Regions from separate parts of the Homo sapiens genome. Here all the other regions are linked to region 1. Evidence: chromatin contacts called from ENCODE Hi-C or POLR2A ChIA-PET data. All regions are on one chromosome and are shown on one strand. Each heading gives the region's core, a stretch centred on a gene start or an enhancer-like site at or near the end of the contact. The rest is flanking DNA. Distances are from core to core; before and after follow the strand shown. Region 1 has its middle 68 kb from the start of RHOB. Region 2 overlaps HS1BP3 (HCLS1 binding protein 3). Region 3 holds the start of HS1BP3-IT1 (HS1BP3 intronic transcript 1).

Evidence for each region. Hi-C counts contacts between places; a loop is a spot of excess contacts on that map. ChIA-PET counts read pairs that join two places held with the same protein, here RNA polymerase II (POLR2A). Pooled maps may share reads with other maps.
Region 2: a loop to region 1 is called in a map of ascending aorta, with 2.2 times the contacts of the local background. The contact joins two enhancer-like sites. A Hi-C loop is called at or near these places in 19 of 168 maps with a recorded cell type or tissue (Calu3, HepG2, IMR-90 and 13 more), 15 of 37 single-sample maps with no recorded cell type and 16 of 50 pooled maps. POLR2A ChIA-PET finds 5 or more read pairs at or near these places in 3 of 52 experiments (BJ, HepG2 and OCI-LY7).
Region 3: a map of endothelial cell of hepatic sinusoid shows a loop between it and region 1 (2.9-fold over the local background). The contact joins the promoter of HS1BP3-IT1 here to the enhancer-like site in region 1. A Hi-C loop is called at or near these places in 11 of 168 maps with a recorded cell type or tissue (B cell, Caco-2, Calu3 and 7 more), 36 of 37 single-sample maps with no recorded cell type and 16 of 50 pooled maps. POLR2A ChIA-PET finds 5 or more read pairs at or near these places in 8 of 52 experiments (GM12878, HCT116, HepG2 and 5 more).

Annotation. Positions count from the first base shown.
Region 1 is chr2:20,512,757-20,517,768 of GRCh38, forward strand. No RefSeq gene overlaps it. Among named protein-coding and RNA genes, the nearest start is that of RHOB, 68 kb to the left of the region's middle. RefSeq lists silencers at 4,487-4,536, 4,567-4,616, 4,627-4,726. Within about 2 kb of position 2,280, at least 8 of the 41 ENCODE cell types and tissues checked have a DNase peak (open chromatin) inside an H3K27ac peak, as active enhancers do; they include HCT116, PC-9, ascending aorta and 1 more, where a contact is called at or near this core.
Region 2 is chr2:20,631,569-20,636,580 of GRCh38, forward strand. The region is part of intron 4 of HS1BP3 (HCLS1 binding protein 3); the gene reads right to left. It overlaps LOC124907740 (a long non-coding RNA gene), which reads right to left. Exons shown (of 2, transcript XR_007086243.1): 1 at 4,665-5,012; 2 at 3,148-3,434. Among named protein-coding and RNA genes, the nearest start is that of HS1BP3, 17 kb to the right of the region's middle. RefSeq lists an enhancer at 4,176-4,225. Within about 2 kb of position 2,928, at least 21 of the 41 ENCODE cell types and tissues checked have a DNase peak (open chromatin) inside an H3K27ac peak, as active enhancers do; they include PC-9, ascending aorta and thyroid gland, where a contact is called at or near this core.
Region 3 is chr2:20,589,746-20,594,757 of GRCh38, forward strand. HS1BP3-IT1 (HS1BP3 intronic transcript 1) reads right to left here and starts at 2,803. Exons shown (of 2, transcript NR_046836.1): 1 at 2,677-2,803; 2 at 1,030-1,502. It also overlaps a transcript of HS1BP3 not described here.

The DNA.
Region 1 (5,012 bases), core at 1,030-3,529:
AAAAGTGCAAAAATTAGCTGGGTGTGGTGGTGCGCACCTGTAATCCCAGCTACTCGGGAGGGTGAGGCACAAGAATCCCTTGAACCCAGCACGTGGAGGTTGCAGTGAGCCGAGATTGCACCACTGCACTCCAGCCTGGGTGACAGAGGGCGACTCCACCTCAAAAAAAAAAAAAAAAAAAAAAAAAGAAAGATCTGAAATGTAAATGCCACCGTTTTATCAGATTAAGCATCATCCCATCCTATTGAGGGTCTTTTTTTCTTCACACAATTTCCTCCCCGTTTCCCCAAACAACACTATGTTGGTTTCTGTTTCTCCTGCACTTGGCCTCCTTCCCTCCCCACCACTCCCACCCTGCTATCTGTGCTGCCTCGACAGCTTCCCAGTGGGTCTCCCAGGGTCACGCGGCCCCCTCCACTCTGCATTCCTCATTGCCTGCCTTGGAGTGATCTTTCTTCCACACATCTCACCAACCCTCACTCAAAACCCTTTTGTGGGCTGGGCACAGTGGCTCACGCCTATAATCCCAGCACTTTGGGAGACCGAGGCGGGTGGATCACTTGAGGTCAGGAGTTCAAGACCAGCCTGACCAACATGGTGAAACCCTGTCTCTACTAAAAATACAAAAATTAGCCTGGCATATTGGCGGGTGCCTGTAATCCCAGCTACTGAGGAGGCTAAGGCAGGAGAATTGCTTAAACCCGGGAGGTGGAGGTTGCAGTGAGCTGAGATCGCTCCACTGCACTCCAGTCTGGGTGACAGAGCAAGACTCCATCTCAAAACAAACAAACAACAACAAAAAAAACCTTTTTGTGGCTCCCACTTACCTGCTGAAAAAGTTCAGACCCGTTAGCTGAGAACTCAAGGTTCTCTATAATCTCCCCCATTTATCCGTCCGTCCTCATTGTTGTCTCCCAGTTCCCTGTGCCCCAGCCACAGCAGACTTTTCATGCTCTCCAACGCCTGGGGACATTGCCAGCCTCAGGACCCTTTGCCCATACCATCCCTTCTACCTGCTGTGACTGTGTTGTGGCTTGAACTGTGTTCCCCTCAAAAGACCTGTTGGGATCCTAATCCCTGGTACCTGTGACAGTGACTTTATTTGCAAATAGAGTTTTTGCAGATATAATCAAGTTAAAATGAGGTTGTACCAGTTGGGGTGGGCCCTAAATTTAATGACGAATGACCTATAAGACAGCCATGTAAAGACACAGGGACCCAGAGATGCACAGGGAGAAGGCCATGTGAAAACAGAGGCCGAGGCTGGGGTGATGCCCTCAAGCCAAGGACACCAAGGGCTGCCAGAAAGCTCCAGAAGCAAGGAGAGGGACATGAAGCGGGTGCTCCCCCAGACCCTCCAGAAAGGACTGGCCTGGATGACACATTGCCTTTGGACTTCTGACTGTGAGGCGGCACCTTTCTGTTGCTGCAAGCCACCAAGTTTGTGGTGGTTTGTTGTGGCAGCCACAGGACACAGGCAGCCTGGCACCTGGATGCCACCCACAAACGCGTCGCCTGAACACAGCCTGCCCTTCCTCTGCATCCAGTCCCTTTCCACCTCCTCCCTGACACCTTGCTTCGTGTTTCCTGAGAGCTGTGTGCTCCTGCTGAGGTACTTCTCTCTGACACCTGTTTTCTAGCTCTCCATGTAGCCGTCTGGCCCCACCACTGGAAGCCCCTTCAGGTCTGAGTTCCCTGGGGCTGGTTTGGTTTTCTCTATAGTCAAGCTTGAGGTGGGTAATCAGGACAGCCCCCAGCCAACCCAAGGACGGTGACTGCTCCATCAGGAAGCACCACCTATTCCATTAGCAAATATATATCGAGCACCCAGTGTGCATGAGGCATTCTTCTAGGTCCTGTAAACAGAGCCATGAACACACTGGGGGCCTCACAGAGCACATGCTCCAGGGGGAAAGATGGTCTACACCTATCACATGGCACTGCCACAAAGGACTCAAGAAGAGCAGTTCAAGGGCACAGATAGTCCTGTTGGGGGAGCATTCCTATTAGGAGGAAAAAAAACTCATTACACAGACCTCCGCATAGATGATGGCCCAATTGGGGTCAGTCTGGGGACAGAAGACAGCATGAGTCAGCCACACTTCAGCCATCTGAAAAATTCTCTGTGCTCCCCTGTTGCAGACAGAGAAACTGAGGCAGGGGAGTGCTGCTGTTTTTTTCAGGGTATCTCAGCCAGGCAGGGGCTAGGACTGGGAGTCAAATTGGAAGCCCCTCCCGCTTCTGACTTCATCCCTCTGGTTTCCTGTTGAGCCCTCTGGAATGCATGTTTCCCTGCAGTGACGCATAGTCAGGGAAGGCAGGCGCTGGGGCCGTGCCCTGACTGAGTGTGAGGTAAGGGCTCTGTATTAGTCAGTTTTCACACTACTGATAAAGCCCAAGACTGGGTAATTTATAAACAAAAAGAGGTTTAATGGACTCACAGGTGTACGTGGCTGGGGAGGTCTCACAATCATGGCAGAAGGCGAAAGGCATGTCTTACATGGCGGCAGACAAGAGAAGAGAATGAGAGCCAAGTGAAAGGGGAAACTCCTTATAAAACCATCAGATCTTGAGAGACTTATTCACTACCATGAGAACAGTACGGGGGAAACTGCATGTTTTCAGCTCTCTCTCACCGGGTGCCTTCCACAACACGTAGGGACTATGGAAGCTACAATTCAAGATGAGATTTGGGTGGGGACACAGCCAAACCATAGCAGACTCCTTTCTGCTGTTCCCCTCCCTGGTCATGTGACTCACATGCCCTGCAGTGAATCCTAACAGCAGCATGAGAGCACAGCAGCCAGAATCCCCCCGGGTTGGACACCCTGTGATGGCAAGGTTAAGGGGTCACCCGACAGTCAGAGAGGAAAAGAGCAGGTGAGTGTCTCAGATGCGCACACACCCAGCCACCTGTTGGGAGTGGACATGAGCAGGGTTGGGCGGGAGAGGTAGTGTGTGAAGGTGTCCCCAAGTATCCTCTGCCTGGAGCCAGGCAAGAAAGGTAAGAAGTCACGTGTCTTCCAAGAGTGGCACCAGATGGAGGCCTTTCCTGTTTGAAATTGACTGGGTTTTAGGCGGCTCTGGAGCTTCTTCTTTGCTCAGCTGATGGCAAAGCTCTTGGAAGCTTGATGGTGGGACAAAGCTTAGAAGCAGTTAGAAGTGCTAACCAGGCACGGGGGGTTCAGAGGTGGCGGGCACACTGGGAAGTGCCACGGAGAGGCTTTGAAACTGGGCAGGCTAGTCAGTGCATGGACTGATTCAGCCCAGCAAGTATTGATTAAGCACCTGCCATCTACCTGGCACTGTGGGTTTACAGTGTGGGAGCAGGGCAGAGGGAAGTGCCAGCACATCCCTGCAGAGGGATGAAGAGGTGGCAGTGGTGAGGTTAGATAGCTCGAGCCCAGTGCAGATGAAGATGGTGAGAGCAGAGTCTGTGCACCCTCAGCCCATAGCAGCGAGAATCCTGCTGGTTGTGTACAAAGAGGCCAATACACCCGTAGGCCACAGGAACCTAACTCTAACTTATTAGAGTGGGAGCAGGCCCTTCTCCTACTCAGTTTCAAGGATGGTCCTTCCTGGAGCCAGAGGACTGTCGGAAATGACTGTGTGGGTCCTTCCAACCTGGGGAGTCTGTGATTCTAAAAACAGGCAAACAACCTCAATCTCCCTGGATCTCTGCCTTCCCACCCCCAGCCCCCTCTTCCTTAGACAAAGGGCTCTTGGAGGGATCTGAGGCTCATTTCATAGAAAGCTGAAAATAATATGAAGTAGAGTTTCTATTTTAGAGGGTAACACTTACATAAGGTGGGATCTTTCAAAATGTTCAATCTGATACCTATTTAGGGAAACATCAAACAGCCCCACAAACACAGCTCGGGGGAGGAGGCCACTCTGTTCTCCTCCGCATCCCCAGCTGGCTGAAGTGGTCTGTGGAGCTGCGGGGCATCTTAGATGTGCCTCCTGGCATGAGCAGGTGCCATGGGCTGGCTTCCTCAGCCAGGCAAGCCTGTCATCCTGCTCACTGCCTGTCCCCTGCATGGGTCAGAATCAGGGTGCTTGCTGGAGACCCCAGAAGGGCTGGGCACCCCCAGAGATACTGCAGGTGCCCCATGGAGGAAGAAAGCCTCCAGGTCGTGTGAACCTGGGACCTCAATCCAGGTCTTTTGGCACTCAGACCTCAAGCACTTTTGTTTGTGCCACATGGTTCTTGAGAGTTAATAAATAAAGGGCGGGGGAGCGGGAAGGAATGTCCTAAAGGCTTACTTGGTTAAATCTTTACCTACTTCCATTACCAGGCTCAACTTTGAAATTTCAGAAGGAAAGGAAGAGATGAAAAGAAAAATGTCACATTTCAAATCCTTCCCACAGTGACTCATTTCAGAAGTGGGGTTTCGTCCTTTTTAAAAACAGAATCAATACCGTCTTTCATGAAAACAGCTTTTGTTTCCCCTTCAGCTGCAAGCCTGACCGATCCTTCTTGGCTCAGTGCAGAGCCAGAGAAGGAGGCCAATGAGCAGCTCTCATTGCGGGCCTGGCAGGAACACCAGGGCAGGGCAGGGCGGGAGGGTGGGGAGTGCTGTTTGGAGGGAAAGAAGCTAGAGAGACCCTCTGCCTTCTTCAGGAAAGGCCTTCACTGTTAACACCCCCATTCCCACCAGCTTCTAGGCCCTCACCCCACCCAGTAAAGCCAAACATCAAGCAGGGGACTGTGGACGCCACTCATTTTCCTAGAGCATCCTGGTCAGTGGATTTTAGAATGGTCCCAGCACCCCAGAAACATTTGGGTCTCTCCTCCTCACCCCCATATGGGGGTCAATCAGTGGACAGCCTAGGCACCTGCTTATGGGGTACTTTATTTAAATGCCTTAATAATTGTTACTTTTTGTTCTTTTGTTTTTTGGATGGAGAGACTCAAACATCTGTGCTCTGCATGCCACCCCTTTAACAGTTTAATACACTTATACTTTAAGTATGTGTACATTTGGAGCACTTACCTTGGACTTGGACAA
Region 2 (5,012 bases), core at 1,678-4,177, 120 kb after region 1:
GGTCACCATGAACGTTTATCATTTGCTATGGTCCCCAGAGTCACATTCCAAGGACCTGTTTCTCAACAGCCAGAGCCCACTCTCCTGGCCACTGAGCCCTATCTTGAGGGGCCAGGACTCAGTGACAATCCCACCTGAGCTTGTGGGTGATGCCATTTTTCCTTCTCCACAATGGGGCCAGAGACTGCCCCTCACCCATCCTGGCTCCTGCACCACCAGGGAACCACGTGGGTCCCAGCTGCAGGTCTCTGCAGCCTACATTCTACAGCAAGCGCCCAGTACCCCCAAGAGCCTGAATACACAAAGGGACAATGGCCAGGCCACATGTAAAGGTGGAACTCTGACCCACAGTCTGCAGTAACCTGCCCAGGAAGCCAGACCACAGCCTCTGCAGCAGTCAGCCCCAAATGGCCAAGATTTGATCAATAACTGCCAGCTTTCCTAAATTTTTCCCCATTTCCAGTTTAGTAGGACCATCCAGAGAAAGCCAAACATGCCCCACTTCCTGCTCACAGAGGACAAAGGATGCCCCACTTCTCATTGGCTGCTTCTGGATTCCCCATGCCAATAACCTCCAATCAGCGTGTATCTGAGCCTTCCCTTTCATCTGCTTCAAAGTGTCCCACTCCCCTGCCTCTCTTTGCATCTTTGCCAAATGCAGGTGATGGTGGCCGACACCTCCCTGGTCGCAGTAAGCTCTGAGTAAACAACCATTGCTGGTTCTCACATGGGCGCTCCTATGCCCCTGATCCACTCCAAATGGTGACACGACCAGCAGACAGCTAGCTGTCCTTGCAGTGGGGAATGCCCATCACCCATGTCATCAAAAACCGAGAGTGAACAGGTGAGGGCTGAGAAGTCAGTCCCCTGGCACAAGTGTTGGACATGGCCTGGGGAAAAAGGGAAAAGTCCTGGGCCAGCAGTCAGGAGACCCCCAGCTCTTGCTCTCATGCCCTCCTGTGTGATCCTGGGAAGGTTCCTCAGTCGTAACAACAGAGCCTGGATCTGATCTGCAGTCCTCAGAGCGTAAAGGCTCTGTCATCCTAAGAGTGTTGTTACTTGCCAGAACTTGCCACAACGGGTCCTGGGGGAGCCTGAGGCGGGAAAATGGCAAGTGTGACCTCCCAGATTTCTATCTCTCAAGGAACCAAGCAACCACTGAATCCCACTAAGGATTCAGGTAAGCAGGCTCCTTCCTCCAGGGCCAGGGGCTGCCCCACCTCCAGAATCGCCTGCTCTAGGAAGCTGTAACAGGTGACAGGTGTACCGGCGCTCCTGGAGGGAGGTAAAGTCATAGTGTGCACATCACAGTGACTGATATTTGCATAACAACTATAGGAAGTGGAAAAGCTGCCTTTTATATTCATATTTCAACTGTTGGTTAAATACACAAAGACCTCTTTAGAGCAAAGTGAATCTGAAATAGTGATAACATTTTACAAAGGAACTTTCCTGTAGTGCTCCATCTCATTTTATCCTTTCAGCCACTGGGCCTCTACTTTACCCCTACTCTACAAAGAAAGAAACAGGCTTGGAGAAGTACAGCAACGCACTCAGCGTCCGCCAGCTGAGTGGCAGAAAGGGGATTTGAACCTGGGACTGCCCATCTTTAACCCTGCTCTGGGGGTAGCCACACATCCTGGGGGTTTCCAGCTGCCCCACTCACTGTCAAACCATACTCTAAGGGGCCCTCGCCTTCTGCAAAGCTGCCCAGGGCTACCCCAGGAAGTGGGGCTGAGGCTGGAGGGACAAAGATCCAGTCCTCACTTGTCCCAACCAGGGGAAATCCTACTTCAGCCTGTTTTATGTACTGGGATTCTGGATGATATTTCTCTTGAGCCAAAGGTTTTGCTACTGAATTTAAAAAGCAGAAACCACTGGTACATCTGTTGTTCCTAACAGCCCATTCATTCAGGCAGGACTTTGTGCAGTAATCTGTTTTTTTGTTTGTTTGGTTTCTGTTTTGTTTTGTTTTTGAGATAGAGTCTCAGTTGCCCAGGCTGGAGTGCAGTGGCACAATCTCAGCTCACTGCAACCTCCGCCTCCCAGGTTCAAGCGATTCTCCTGCCTCAGCCTCCTGAGTAGCTGGGATTACAGGCGTGCCCCATCATACCCAGCTAATTTTTGTATTTTTAGTAGAGACAGGGTTTCACCATGTTGACCAGGCTGGTCTTGAACTCCTGATCTCAAGTAACCTGCCCACCTCAGCTGCCCAGAGTGCTGGGATTACAGGCGTGAGCTGCTGCGTCCGGCCACGGCAGTAATCTGGATGGGGAAATGCAGTTGGCATGCACACTGTGCTGCTGTGATCACTGTGACAGCCTGGGTGGAGTGCCGCCTGCGTGACGCTGCAGGGCAGCTGTGGCACCTGCCTCCTCCTTTCCTTATGGCTTTGGGTCCCCAGCCAGGCCAGGGCTAAGTGCTGCACAGGTGCAGGGTGAGGTCGGGCCCAGCCATCCTGGCTCGTGGCCCCCACATGAACCCCAGGATGGCACAGCAGAGAACTCGTCCAGCAGGTGGGTCAGCAGACGAGGGAAAGCCCAGCCCGAGCAGGAGTTGCTGGGGAGCAGACAGTACCGGAAGTGCCTTCTGGACACGCCCTGTCCTCAGCCCCCTGTGGGCGGCAGACTGTGGTGACGGCTGACCTGCCACTCTCCACACCTGTTTCCTTTCTGGCATTTCCAACACTTTAACAGAATTTGGTTTCTGGGAATTCTCAAACAGGAGCTTGCGGAAGAACCAACTCAAGAGCTTGTTAAAACACAGATTCTGGGGGCCCTACCCAGATCTGAGGGGGGCCTGGAATCTCTATCTCTGCCAAGCTTTCAGTGGCCCAGAATCCCTAGGTGGTCTCTGTTGCACTGGTGGCATCAGGGGAGCCCTGGGTGCCCAGGCTCAGGCTGGAATGAACAAAGAGGTGCCAGGCCCATGCGCAGTGGTCGGGATATTTAGCAAGAGGCACCCTCGGGGAAGCAGCTCCAGGGCACCTCAGGAGGTGGGACTGAGGCCCTGCTGTCCCCACAGAGCTCCCCTCCACGGCTCACCTTAAGGGACTGTCTTGCTGCTAAATCTTGGGTTAGCAAATCTGGGAGCACCTGGCAATGTGCCAGGAGCATTCAAAACCACAGAATCATTCCAGAGAAGTGATTTCATCCAAATATAGAGTAAGATATTATTTTTATACTAAAATACATGTGGTTGTTTTATGAAAGATGAAGCAAAATCCATATTAAAAAACAACCATAAAACGTGGCATTCCAGAGAAACATCCAGCTTCACCACGGAGGCCACAGCACGGGGACCCGGGTGTGGGCTCCCCCTTCCAGGGAGTCTGGGAAGACCAGCTTTGCAGGCAGGTGCATTTGTTCATACAGGAGCCAGCCTGTCCCAAGGACGCTGTGAGTCCTCAGGGACCCAGGGCCTGGAGGGGGTCCCTGTGTGCAAAAGAAGAGGTGGGAGGAGTGGGCCCTGAGGGCGGGGGTGGGCAGGGCTTAGAAAAGCAGAGGGGCCTCCCAACAGAGGGGCTTCAGCCCTTAGAGAACCTTTTACTGGAATGGTACCCCAAAGCCCCCAGAAGCAGCTTCAGGGACCTTGCTCTGGGGCACGTATATAGGGGAAGGCTCCATAGAATAAAAGCTTTGTATATGTAGAAGTTCCTCAGGTTATTGCCTGTAATAGCAAAAACCTACAGAAAACCCCGCCACGCCCACAAGCAAGGGCCTGGTAATGCCACTTACAGCCCATCGAGCTGAGAAACCAGCAGAGGAAGGAGGGAGAGTGCAGCTATTGATCTGGAAGGACCTAGAACATGTAAGCTGGAAAAAAGCAAATTCCAGAACGGCACACAAGACAATCTCATTTTGGCAGTAAGATGTGAATATTCAAAGGTGCATTCAGAAATTCACAGGGAAAGGACTTTTATCTGTGTTTGCAATTTTTCTATACTAATTGTGTGTTATTTGAGTCACAATGAAAAAGGTTTCCCGCAGAGGATTTCCAGCATAAGGCAGAACTATTAGGGTAGAATGTCAATTTTCTCAGCACCGTGACATTCTAAAATAGAAACTTAAATACAAAACAGGGGCGACATGGAGCAGCAATCGGGACAGACCATAGGGTGGAAAAGCAGAGTACGAAAAGGCACGTGCATTGTGCCTGCGGTTGCATGGATGCTGCTGGGACGGGGTCAGAAGAGAGCCCCAGCAGATGGAGAGAGCGGTGGTGTTGGGATGGGCCGAGGTGAGGGCTTTTTCTATCTTTAATTGCTCTCTAATGGTGTAATAACGCTCTCTTGTCCCTAATCAAAACCAGGTTTAAAAGACAAAGAAAAGCCAGGCCGGCCTGGGCTCCGGCTTTGTGCTGGCGACTCCCACCCTCCCAGCAGCCCTGCCGTGGAGCAGCCCTTCAGCAGAGCAGCAGCGCCTCGCCGCGGCCACGGCGGGGAAGGACCGAGGCTGGTTGCATGGAAATGGTGGCCGCTCCAGGAGAGCCCAGAGCTAAGCCCAGACATGGGGCAGGGCAAGCTGGGAAACGGGTGCCGCTGCATCTGCACAGGAACCAAGCGCACGGGAGGGAGAGGGGTGCACAAACAGCCTCCCGAGAAGAACAGAAAGTCCCCCACCAAAGGGCAGGTGGGTGGCACCAAGAGAGATCAACAAGCCCACCTGGGTGTCTGTGAAAGGCCGAGGTGGAAACCCAACTTCAAGGTACGGCTCTGCCACACACACAGCTCTGGAACACACACGGCTCTGGCCAAGATCCTGCTCAACTCCTTCCTCGATTTTACCATCTGTGAAAGGGGGATAATCCTGGGGCCCTGCCCACCTCCCAGGCTGATAAAGACTGGACTGGAGATGGCGTGGGGTCCTGGCTCTGCCATCTGCAGGCTGCAGGAACGTGGACGAACCACCTGACCCTGAACTTGAGTTTCCCACCACACAGAAGAGGCTGATGCCAGTGCAGGCCTCCAGGGCTCCGTTTCTTGACCTGTGCCCACAGTGGATCCTGAAAGC
Region 3 (5,012 bases), core at 1,553-4,052, 78 kb after region 1:
GAACAGGGCTGCTTCCAGAACTGGAGGACTTGCAGCTATAGGACCCAGACTCCTCACAGCTGGTGGAGGGAGACTCCTCACAGCTGGGGGCGGGATTGTGGGGGAATTGGGGTGGGGGCAGTTGAGGGTTTCCTGCCTCACATGAAGAGAGAGATGACTGAGACTCCTGGGGGTCCTGGAGCCTCCAGTAGTTCCCCCTGGACCAATGGGTCCCAGCAGCTCTCAGTTCATTGCTGTGTCCAGGAGTCTGGTGAAGAGTTAATGCTCAATTAATGTCTGGAGAGTGAATGAATAAAGGAAGGAGGCTAGCACATCAGAGACCACCCGGTCTCAGCAGCTCTCAGGCTGCCCGTGCTGGAGTCACCCCGCCCTCCAGGCAAGCAGATGGGGCTGCTGAGGTGGAAGCTGGGGGCATTTGGCCCTGGTTTTCCTGTCTGAGTGGTTTGCACCCCCGGGCTCTGTGTGTGTTTTTTGGTGCAGCCACGGCTCCAGACTTGAGCCGAATTCTCATTCCCCATATCTTCCTCACTTCTGAGTCAGCTGTGAGCTCCACCTCTACCCAGCCTTCCAGGGTCTCAGGAGAGACCAGTGGTGTCTGTGGGGCATCCTCTGTTTGTTCTTTACTGAGGCTGGAGTCACCTTCTATCACAGACTATCACAGCCTCTCAGGGCTGTCCTTCTCTGTAGAAGGATGATGGGACCCGATGCCTCTGGGCCCTGCCTCACCCCCTCATCCCGGAGCAGCCCCACAGCCTCGCTCCCCTTGGCGATCTCTGGTTCCAGCTGTTGCTCTGTCAACCTCATTAGGTCACGTCCCCGTACTCCACCTCTTCCTCATGGCATGGCCCGGCCCATCTGACAGGTCCTCTCATAGGCAGAGCTGGACGTGTGGGCTGGGCCAGGCTGGGCAACTGGGCCTCTATGAATTTCCACAGATCCAGAGTCAACCCAGTGTGGATCCAGTGAGAACTTATCAAACACCTGGGCACCTGAGCTAGGCTAGACATCCAAGGACGCTGACTTTGGCAATCCTTGTTGGGACCCTGGAAAGGGCAATTTATTGTCTCCACTTGGCATTAGAGGAAACTGATGCTCAAAGAGATGGACCTCCTGGACCAAGGACAAAGAGCACAATCTGGACTCTACACAGACTTGTTTAGGTGCAAAGATTCCTATTCAATAAAGGGAAGGGAATCCAGGAAACTGCATCTCCCTACCTCCCTGCCCAATATTTGTCCATCAGGCTGCCCAGGTCCCCATGCTGTGGCAGGAGCGCCGATGATGAGTGCTGCAGAGACCATGGGAGGAATGCCAGCCTCAGGCCAGGATAGCAGGGCAGGCTGGTTACGTTGGGAGGCCTGGAGCCAGCCAGCCAGGCCCTGATAGCTTACAGCTGCTCCAAATGCAGGAGGCGGAATCAGAGCCTGCCCCAGCCACTGGAGAGGGACGCCTCCATCTGTGCTTGTGTTCTTGGGTGCTGCCAGCCCCTTCCTCCACGGGAGCTGCCAAGGAAAGAGCCCTTTTGTCATCTTCCCAGGCAAGAACAGCCATCCCGTGGCACTCACTCCCTGCACACTCCAAGGCCTCGCTTCTGCTTCATGGAAACAGGATTGAGTCTTGCTTGAAGCTGTGCACCACCAGACCACAAAAAGCCTCAAACATAGGTGTGGCCACCAGCCCCAGAGAGCCACAAGCACTCGGATTCTGGGAGCCCCAAGACTTGGAAGTTTCCCGTGGCACCAAGGCCAGGTGTTTATTGTCAAAGTTCTGGCCAGCCATGCACATTGCTGACAGTTTCTGTCCCTTTGGAGTTCTGGTCGACCATTGTGTTTGTTTGTTTTTTTGAGGAAGGGTCTTGCTCTGCCACCCAGGCTGGAGTACAGTGGCGCGATCTTGGCTCATTGCAACCTCTGCCTCCTGTGTTCAAGTGATTCTCATGCCTCAGCCTCCAAAAAATGCAGACATGCGCCACCATGCCCAGCTAATTTTTGTATTTTTAGTAGAGACGTGGTTTCATCATGTTGGCCAGGCTGGACTTGAATTCCTGGCCTCAAGCAATCTGCCCACCTCTGCCTCCCAAAGTGCTGGGATTACAGGCCCGAGCCACCGCACCTGGCCCTGTGTGATCTTTCTGAGAGTTTCTGAGCAGCGAACACCCCAGGTGGTTGCATGGGGGAGGCTGTAAAATCTGACAGCAGCTAGTGGGTCCTAGGGGGACGGTTCAACATCACGTCCCATGGATGGTCCAAGGACAGAACAGCCCCAGCATCCAGGCCAGAAAGCTGGCCCTGGAGGAAGTTGGTTCCTATCCTGTGCTTCTAGGCTGGGGTGAAGGTTTCCAGGAGGACACCTCCCTTGGTCACACTATTCTCCTGAGCCCCTCTCTCACATACGTGCCCTGCTGCTGCAACCCCCAGAGGGCTGCAAAAATTAGCTGGGTATGGTGATGCATGTCTGTAATCCCAGCTTTTTGGGAGGCTGAGGCACTAGAATTGCTTGAACGCGGGAGGCAGAGGTTGCATCACAAAATCCGCCACAACCCCTGGATTTCCTCAAGGGATTCCCTGTCTGGCCATCCACCTCCCCCGCCCCGCCCCGCCCATTCCTACTTCCCCTTTCGGGCCTGTCCCTCTCTTCTGACCTCCCCCATCCATCACAGTTCTAGCCTTCACTCACCTGCATCACCGTAGTGACTCCCCGACAGCTCTGTCCCTGCCCGGCTCAGACTCTCCTATGCAGCTAGGAGTAAGCCCAGGAGAGCATGTCCCTCCTCCGCTCAAGAGCTTCCAAGGGCTTCCCATCAGGATCAGTTTCCCAGGGCAGTCATAGCAAATGACCACAAACTGGATGGCTTGAAAAGTCTCCTCTCACAGCCCTGGAGGCCAGAAGTCTGAAGTTGAGGTGTCAGCAGGACCCTGCGCCCTCAGAGGGTCCTTCTTTGCCTCTTCCAGTTCCTGGCGTTCCCCCGCTGGTGGCAGCACCACGCCCATCCCTGCCTCAGCCTTCACGTGGCCTTCTCTTCTCCACTGTGTGTCTCTTACAGAAACACCTGTGATTGGATTTAAGGCCCACCTGGATAACACAGGATGATCTCATCTTGAGATCCTTAATTTAATTTCATCCACAGATTCCTTTTCCAAATAAAGTCGCATTCACACGTTCCAGGGGTTAGGATGCGAACATGGCTTTTTTGGGGGCAAGAATTCAACCCACGATATCACCTCCTTAAGGAAAATCCCAAGTCATTACTCTGTGCTTCAAGGCCCTTCAGGATCTGGCCTTATCCATGACCTCCAACCTCCCGCTGTCTACCCCACCACCCCTGACCTCCAGCCCTGTCCCCCCACTGTCCCCCCAGCACACCATGTTCCTGCTTCAGGGCCTTGGCAGATGCTGGCCTTTCCCCCAGGGTCCACACGCTTCCTCCATCAGCATCGTCAGGTTTAGTCAATTGTTTGGTATGGCCAGGCCCTCCCTGGCCACATTGTCTAAACTTGCAACCTTCCCGGAACACTCCCTCTTCCTCACCTGCCTTCTCTCTTCCTTACCACTCATCACCATCACACGTGCCGGCCTTCTCCTCATTTATGTTGTTCATTGTCTCCCCTCCCCTAGGCCACAGGCTTGTTTTGTCAGTTTTGTTCACTGCTGTGTCCCAGCGGCTAGAACAACGCTTGACACTAGTTGACCTTGGCTGAATGAATGAGTGAATGAATGAGCAAGAGTTTGCTCAGGCTGAACTCTGAGCTGCCGGAAGCCTTTGTAGACACCCCCAGAACATGCTGGCCCCACCTCTGAGCTCCTGGTGTACCTCGGTTCTCATGAGGCCCCCGCACTTCAGCCTCTGGTGATCCTCTTTTTCGAGCCAGACATGTTGGCTCAGCCAACACTCCCTGAGCCCACATCATGAGTCACCAGAGGCCCTTGACCCTTCCTCCCACAACCTTCCCCCACTGCGCCCGCTCTCACCCTGGTCACAGTTAGCCGAGTGTGTGCAGGGAACTGTGTATGAAGGTCAGGCCTGCCCTGCTGCCCCTGCTGGTCCCTGGAGCCGCCACGGGGATGGAAGAGTGGGTCCTTTTGATGCACTCAAGCCTGGGATATGGTCCTCCAGGGCCGGCATTGAAGGAATGTACAAGGGCTGCCCCAGGGCCTGCAACACTAACTGTGAAGAGTCCCCTAAAACTTCCCTGATGAAAACCACCACAGCCTCCATTTCAGAAGAGGGACGTGGGCTTCTTGCCATGTCTCTGCTGCTGATGGGCTCTGTGACTGGCACAATTTCCTTCCTGTTGCTGGTCCCCAGTTTTGTCATCTTTAAATCTGGGCATCGACCCATCGGGGATGGCTACAATAGCTTGCATCTTACACATTCCAACTCAGATGGCTCTGGCTGTGCCACTGGGTTGAGAAGGATTCTGAGGTTCAATCCAGGCTTAACAGGAAGAAGTGCAGTGATCCATTAGTGACATCTGCCATGGGTGTGGGGAGAGTGGGGGCCCAGGTGTGCTAAGGCTGGGTTAGATGCTTTGTGAGTGGGCTTTGGGCAACACGTCCACGTGAGTCTATGGATGCCTGATGATAGAGAAAAGATCCTGGAGGAGGTGAATGGGTCTGAAATGAGTGGCTGATGGCATCACAAATCCTTTTTGAGCTTACTTTGGTGCATTGAGGCAGCTGGCATGGCCTGCCTGCTGGGAAGGCATCAATGACCCAATGGAGAGATGGCTCCTTCCCTATGCTGGGGTTGAAGTTGCAGGGCAGTTAGGCTAGGGCCCTGCTCTGTGTTTTGTCTCTCAGGTGGCCATAGTGCTTGGTAGAAGAGGCTGTCCTCTGGCTCAGGATTTGCAGCAACAAGGCCAGCCTCTAGCTGGGCCTAGCCAAGTGCCCTCTGAGACTCGCTGGAAGTGAGGTCCCCTATCTCAATCCATTCAGGCTGCTACAACAAAATACCGTGGATGGGGTGGCTTAGAAATGGCAGACATGTATTTCTCACAGTTCTGGAGGCTGAA